Regions from separate parts of the Homo sapiens genome. Here region 2 is linked to region 1. The links are chromatin loops, found by intact Hi-C in ENCODE. Cell type or tissue: PC-9. All regions are shown on one strand. Each heading gives the region's core, and the rest is flanking DNA. Links, peaks and the distances in the headings are about the cores only.

Region 1 (2,916 bases), core at 196-2,695:
GAGTCATTCACGTGCTGGTTCCTTCTCATCAGTCCTTCCCTAGCTCAAATGGAATTCATCAGGGAAGCCTTTCTTCACCACCCAGTTCATCCTTTCTCCTCACCAAAATCACTTTCTATCCTTTCCTCTTTTTCTGTTTGCCTTCACAGCATTTATCACTCCAAATGTGTCTCAAATATTTATTTAACTTTTTTTTTTACTGTCTTACCCAAACCAGACAACAAATTCTATGGGAGCAGGGAAACTACCAAGTTAATCACTGCATCCCATTGTCTGAATCAAAGATGTTGGTCATTACATCGCCTGTGAATCAATGAAGGGATGACTACTTTTAGGTAAAGCTGGGTACTGGGGAAGGGGTTAATTCTGTGAACAGTACATTTTTACTTAAATTCTATTCTAGCCTTGGGTTCCGGGGACTTGGTTTCCAGGAGAAAAGAGATACAGAGTTGCTGTAGGAAAGCTAATTAATTGTAGACGAAAGCCTACAATTGTAGAAGAAATCTCAACCTCTCCATGTCTCAGTCTCAGCAAAAAAAGACTGGAAATAATAATAGTAACTTGCAGGATTGTTGGAAAGATTAGTGAAGTAATGTTTTCAAAGCACATGGCATGAAGATCAATAAACGGCATCAGTTATTGTTAACTGAGTCATTAAAAGGGCAAGGCACTCTGTCTTTTGACCTAATAGAAGTTTTACGTAAGTGTGAAAAGCCAAGAGCCATGCTAAAACCTTAATGCAAAGAGCTAGTGGGTCTCATCCATCTGGAAAATCTGGACCAGGCTTCCATAGCGCTGGCAATGGAGGTCCTTCCTGACTCTATTGGCCTCCCTTAGAACACAATGAATCCTGCACCTGAGGACCACAAGGACTCTTTTCTCAGCAGATGCATCTTCATACTGATGCAAGTTTCTCAATTTTCATAAAAGTTATTGAAATCCTTTAATATGTAATTACTTAATATTAATTTCATGGGACGAGGCTTTGAAAGAGCCCACAGGCTTATTTCAGCAGCATCAGTCACCTTGCATGCCAAGCCACTGTGACATTTCTCAGCTGTAACTTAAGGGAAGGCAAAGATAGCCTCTTGAGTTGGCTTATGCTGATTTCAGCAGGCTCACGAGCGGCAGCGCCCACAGGAAGGATGTGTACAGGATGTGTGCAGGTGTTCCTCACGCTCTATTCTTATGACATGTTTTGCTGAGTGATGACAAGTCATCATTTTCCCATGAGCGGCCACCTTCTCTTTCCTCAAACTTCTGAGTCATAAAAGGCTCAGGGCTATTTTCTCAGCTTGAGCAATGGCCAAGGAAAGACAGAGTGCCATGAGCATCCTTTCTCATGTCCTCTTTTTTTCCTGAACAATCCCAAGGAGAGAAACCCTGGGAGCCAAGTTTACAAGAGTAAATACAAGGAGGACAAAGATATTCTTTACAACTAAGTGCACACCAGGAGAATGTTTAATGCAGTTCTTGCATGTCAGTTCTGTAACATCTCAGTCTGTCTTGATTGCCCACTCTCCCTTGGAGGCCATGGGCTCTTCTGGAGGGCTGTGGGCTCCTCCACTTCAGGAGCTTTCCAGACAGCCTCTTCCTTACCTGCTACCATCCTGTAGGAGGTCCTGTGGAGGATGACAAATGATGCTTTTCTTTACCTTAGAGCACTTAAATAAGAACAGAAAAACTAAGTTGATTTTCCAAATTTCCCTCTGAAAGTAAAGAGATTGGAGCCAAAAATATCTGGGTCCCCTGTCCAACATCCCAAATCTTCATTGTTCTGCTCCTGAATTTCTTCCAACCAAAGGCACTCCTGGCCTTCCTTCCTGCATCCAGTCTTGGAAGCAAATGTTACATTGCCACTTCCTTTTCTTAAACATTTCACTCACTATGTATCATCCCTCAAATTAAGGTCAAATATAATAATTTGGCTAACAGCTTCCTCATAATCTAGGCCCTCCCTCTCTTTTATAGTCTACTTTTGCTCCTTACATCCCAACCATAGAATTGGTCACATTTTCTGTTTCTAACCCTTGCACGCGCTACCAGTAACACCTAAGGCAGTGATTCTCAACCGCAGAGAATCATTTGAGATACCTGTGTCCCTGACAAACTGCTTGGGAATCTCTGGGGTAGACTGAAAGTTTCCCAGGTTTAAAACCCAGCCTGTATCAAGAGTCACCAGCTCAGGTTCTCACCCTTGGCTGCACATTAAATTCACCTGGAAACATTTAAAATCCCAATGCTCGCCTACATTCAAAGCCATTACATCGGAATCTCTAAGCATGGGACTCAAGCATCAGTACTTTTTTTAAAGTTCTCTAGGTGCTTCCAATTTTATAAAGCACTGTCCTCAAGGGTTCTCTCCTACAGTCTCTGGATACCTTTTATTTATTCTTTAGACCTCACCTAGATGGAACTTTCTGAGAAGACTTTACTGACCCAGGTGCTCACTTGAGTGTGCTTATACAATGTCTTTAGGCCATGACAACTTGACATAATTCCCTGTTTATTTATCTGTGTCCCCATCAGCTCTTGAGGGCAGAGACTGTGTGGTGCCCTTTAGATCCTTTAGAGCCCAAGGCAGGGACTATCAGGCAGTAAATGAGCATCCTTGAGCAGCGTCTCCTCTGTACCAGGCACTGTGCCTGAAGCGCCAAATGGTTTCTGTCCTCATGAGTTTCCAGTGCTCTCCTAAAATCCCCTATTCTTCCAACCTTTCAAAAGAGAACATATAGCAGCAATTTACCAACCAATTTCTTTGCCCCAGAGACGTGGTATGATGCCCAGGAGATAGAGCATAGCCCCACCCAGCTCCTAGTTTTACAAGGAAATCATCCAACAGGAGAGAGAGAAACTCCCAGAGAATATTTCTGACCCTAAGAACACTGTTCTCATCTTGTTAGGTCCCAAATAAAA
Region 2 (2,916 bases), core at 131-2,630, 600 kb before region 1:
GCACAACATTCCTGGCAGGTATCCTAATGGGTACTGAGCCAACCCCATGTATTGGGTAGGAATCTATTGTTAGCACAAGAAAAGGAAGCTTGGGATGGCTAAAGTGAGGTAGACAATTGGTGAAAGACACTGAAGCAAATATCTAGTGTTTGACTTGAGTGGTTTGAGTTCTGTAAACCAGGCAGAGGCTCATTCTATTGTGTCAGGTGTGGCAACATTCTCTATGGAAGCTAAATTGTTTTTTGGGATTCATTGATTTAGGCAGTGTCTAGATGTGAAGAGACAAGACAGGAGATGTCTCTTACCTATCTAGATGTAGTGCTTTTTTACTCCTGGGGTTTGGAGGTATGGGATGTTCTGTGTGCTCCTATGATGCTCCACACTGACTTGATGCCCACTGGAGTTGTGTGGAGATGCTGAGCACATCCCCGGAATGGGCTGGGAGATGATATGAAGGCTTCGCATAAGTGACCCTGACATCTGAAGCAGGCTCTTCTGCATAATCAGTGATGCTTATAGGCAGAAACTAGATACCTGTAACTAGATATCTGTGGGCCATTGGATGTCAGGAAAGGTTATTAGCATATTCTGAAGCACCTGTTCTGGCCATTTCTTACTGGCTTGAAAGTCATTGCCCTGTCCAACAAGGCTACGTTGTATACCTTGCAATTTGTTTCAGTTTAGAGCACAGGCATTTGTTTATGTAGTTAGAATTTTAAACACTGATGGAATAGTTTCTAATTTGTGCCTGAGAGTTTACACATAATCTGCGAGCATACAAAAATTTGCAATTCTATGTGGATGATGGTTTAAACATCAGCAGGGAAAAGTAATATGCTTTTATTGTATATTTTAGAATGCTGATTGAATTGGCTTCTCACTGTATTTGTCAAGGCTGGAACAGACGATGGCACTGCAGAATCTTATGTGCACAGAAGAAATCTACAGACATTCAATGAGGGGAGGATTTCGTTCCATCAGATGGGCTTCCTGACATAATTGCAAAGGTAGCATGGAATAGAGAAAAGAACATTGGAGTGGTTCCAGAATTCTAGGTGGTTTCAGATTTTTTACTAATTACTCAGGTGGCTTTGGGCAAGCCACTTAGCTTCATAGACTTCTGTTTCCTCATCTGTAAAATGAAGTGAGGAGACTTCTTGTTAAGTTTGGCAGATTAAACACTTGGGTTTATCTACATGTTCTCTCCAAACACCACTAAACTTTGCAGTAAGGAAATAAAAAGACATTAAAAACAATGATAAAGAGAGCAGGACAATAACAATAACAGCAATAACATTTTTAAAGCAAGAGAGAGGTGAACCAGTGGTAACTCAGCCCTGAGGAAACAGAGCCTCCATGGGAGTGGGGGAGGCCCAGAAGCAAAAGTGGTCTTACTAGAGTCCCAGAAAGACTCAGTAATGGAAACCTAGGAACTTCCAAAAGTGGGGACAAATTAGGGTCAGAAACAGGGAAATAGGCTGAAGATACGGATAAAAAAGCAAATTCATCAGAGAACTCCTCCCCAACCCTGCCCCTTATCTCTGAAGCTTTAGCTGGGAAAGCCGGGCTGACTCACTTCTGGTGAATGTGGTCTGCTCTCCTCCTGTAGGCAAAGCCCAGGCTCTTACATTGTGGCTGGGCAGGGTTCCAAGAGGGCTAGTCGAGGCATGCAAAGACTTTTGAGGCCTAGGCTTGGAACTGACACAGTGTCTCTTCTATGCATTCAGTTGGGCAAAGCAAGTCACAAGTGTAGCTCAGATTCAAGAGCTGGGGAGGGATAGGGTCTACCTCTTGATGGACAGGGCTGCAAAGTCACATTGCAAAGGAACGTGGCTACAGGGAAAGAAAGAGTTGTGGCCAGTTTTGGAAACAAGCTTAAGGCACAATAAGGATGAGATTCCTGAAAAATTCAGTTTTCAAACTTGCACACAAAAAGTAAGGCCATGTGCAAAAAAAGATTGAGGTAGAAAATTCACAACTTATGCAAAGCACTAGTAAAGACAATAATTGATACTCAGGAAATTAACTTGTACTATTGAGGCAGGCTGCGTGTGGCTGGGGCCTGTTACAATTGTTGTGAAGTCAGAGGAATAATTGAGAGAGAATGTTAGTAACACATACACAAGAGCAGAGCTGGTAGGAACTCCGACAATGCAGTAGAAGTGGCCTTCTCAGTCAGTGTGGCTGCCCTGAAGGTGCCACAGAGACAATACCACCTGCCAGGAGTCAAGAGTCCCACAGGTGTGGGGTGTAGCCGCTTCGAGGGTGAAGCCCAGGTTTAAGTACTTGTTTTTAATTTTCAAACCACAGGCAAACGGTTTCTATTGCCAGAGCAGCAACCATTAAAAACTTTTTCCTTTCCTACCGAAGGTTATACTTCTGCTCCACATCCTGTTTTCTTGAGCAGAGGAAGTATTGCATATAAATTAATTCTGCATTATACTGACATAATTTTTCTATTTACCAACTGCGTAGGAGCTAATTTGTATTATAAAACCACATCTGTTGTAAAATAGACTCCACAGAGGAATTATGTAAAAGTCTACATAGTGCATAGAGAGGTCCTCAGCCTCCTTTCCCAACCTGCCTTCAAGAACATGCTGGCAGCCAGGCTTTTATCCCTTAGGCAAGAGGGTGGATGAGCCTAATTGGAAAGGCATACAGATATCAACTTTAGGGATCCCTCAATCAAAAGCCCAGCCAAATCATCCTACAGAGCAGCCTGTCTCCTTAAGGCACAGAGCTTCCAGTCAGCTTTTTATTGCCTTGCTTTTAAAGGTTAAGGGACAGCCAGGGACATCAGCTATTTGACAAAAGCTTCTAATTTGAAAGACACAATCAACAGAAACAATGGGAACAAAAGGAACAGAAAGGAGGTAGGGACAATGTAAGGAATAGAAACAAAGAAAAAGCTAA

The links. A loop is a pair of places that touch in the nucleus more often than their neighbours do. Peaks named below come from ENCODE experiments on the same cell type or tissue, not always from the same donor. Only the 100,000 strongest peaks of a DNase experiment are listed, where the experiment ranks them.
Region 2: a loop joins it to region 1, with 18 times the contacts of the local background. A loop is called at or near these places in 2 of 110 quality-filtered maps.

The regions. Positions count from the first base shown.
Region 1 is chr5:58,093,004-58,095,919 of GRCh38, forward strand. No RefSeq gene overlaps it. Among named protein-coding and RNA genes, the nearest start is that of LINC02101, 28 kb to the right of the region's middle. In PC-9, for the core only: no CTCF peak of the experiment used is centred there; a DNase peak (open chromatin) is centred at 1,238; H3K27ac peaks cover 2,500 bases.
Region 2 is chr5:57,493,219-57,496,134 of GRCh38, forward strand. It overlaps RMEL3 (enriched in melanoma 3), which reads left to right. Exons shown (of 4, transcript NR_186596.1): 2 at 857-1,007. Among named protein-coding and RNA genes, the nearest start is that of ACTBL2, 12 kb to the left of the region's middle. RefSeq lists enhancers at 1,076-2,275, 1,674-1,733. In PC-9, for the core only: no CTCF peak of the experiment used is centred there; DNase peaks (open chromatin) are centred at 1,063 and 1,603; H3K4me3 peaks cover 585 bases; H3K27ac peaks cover 2,319 bases.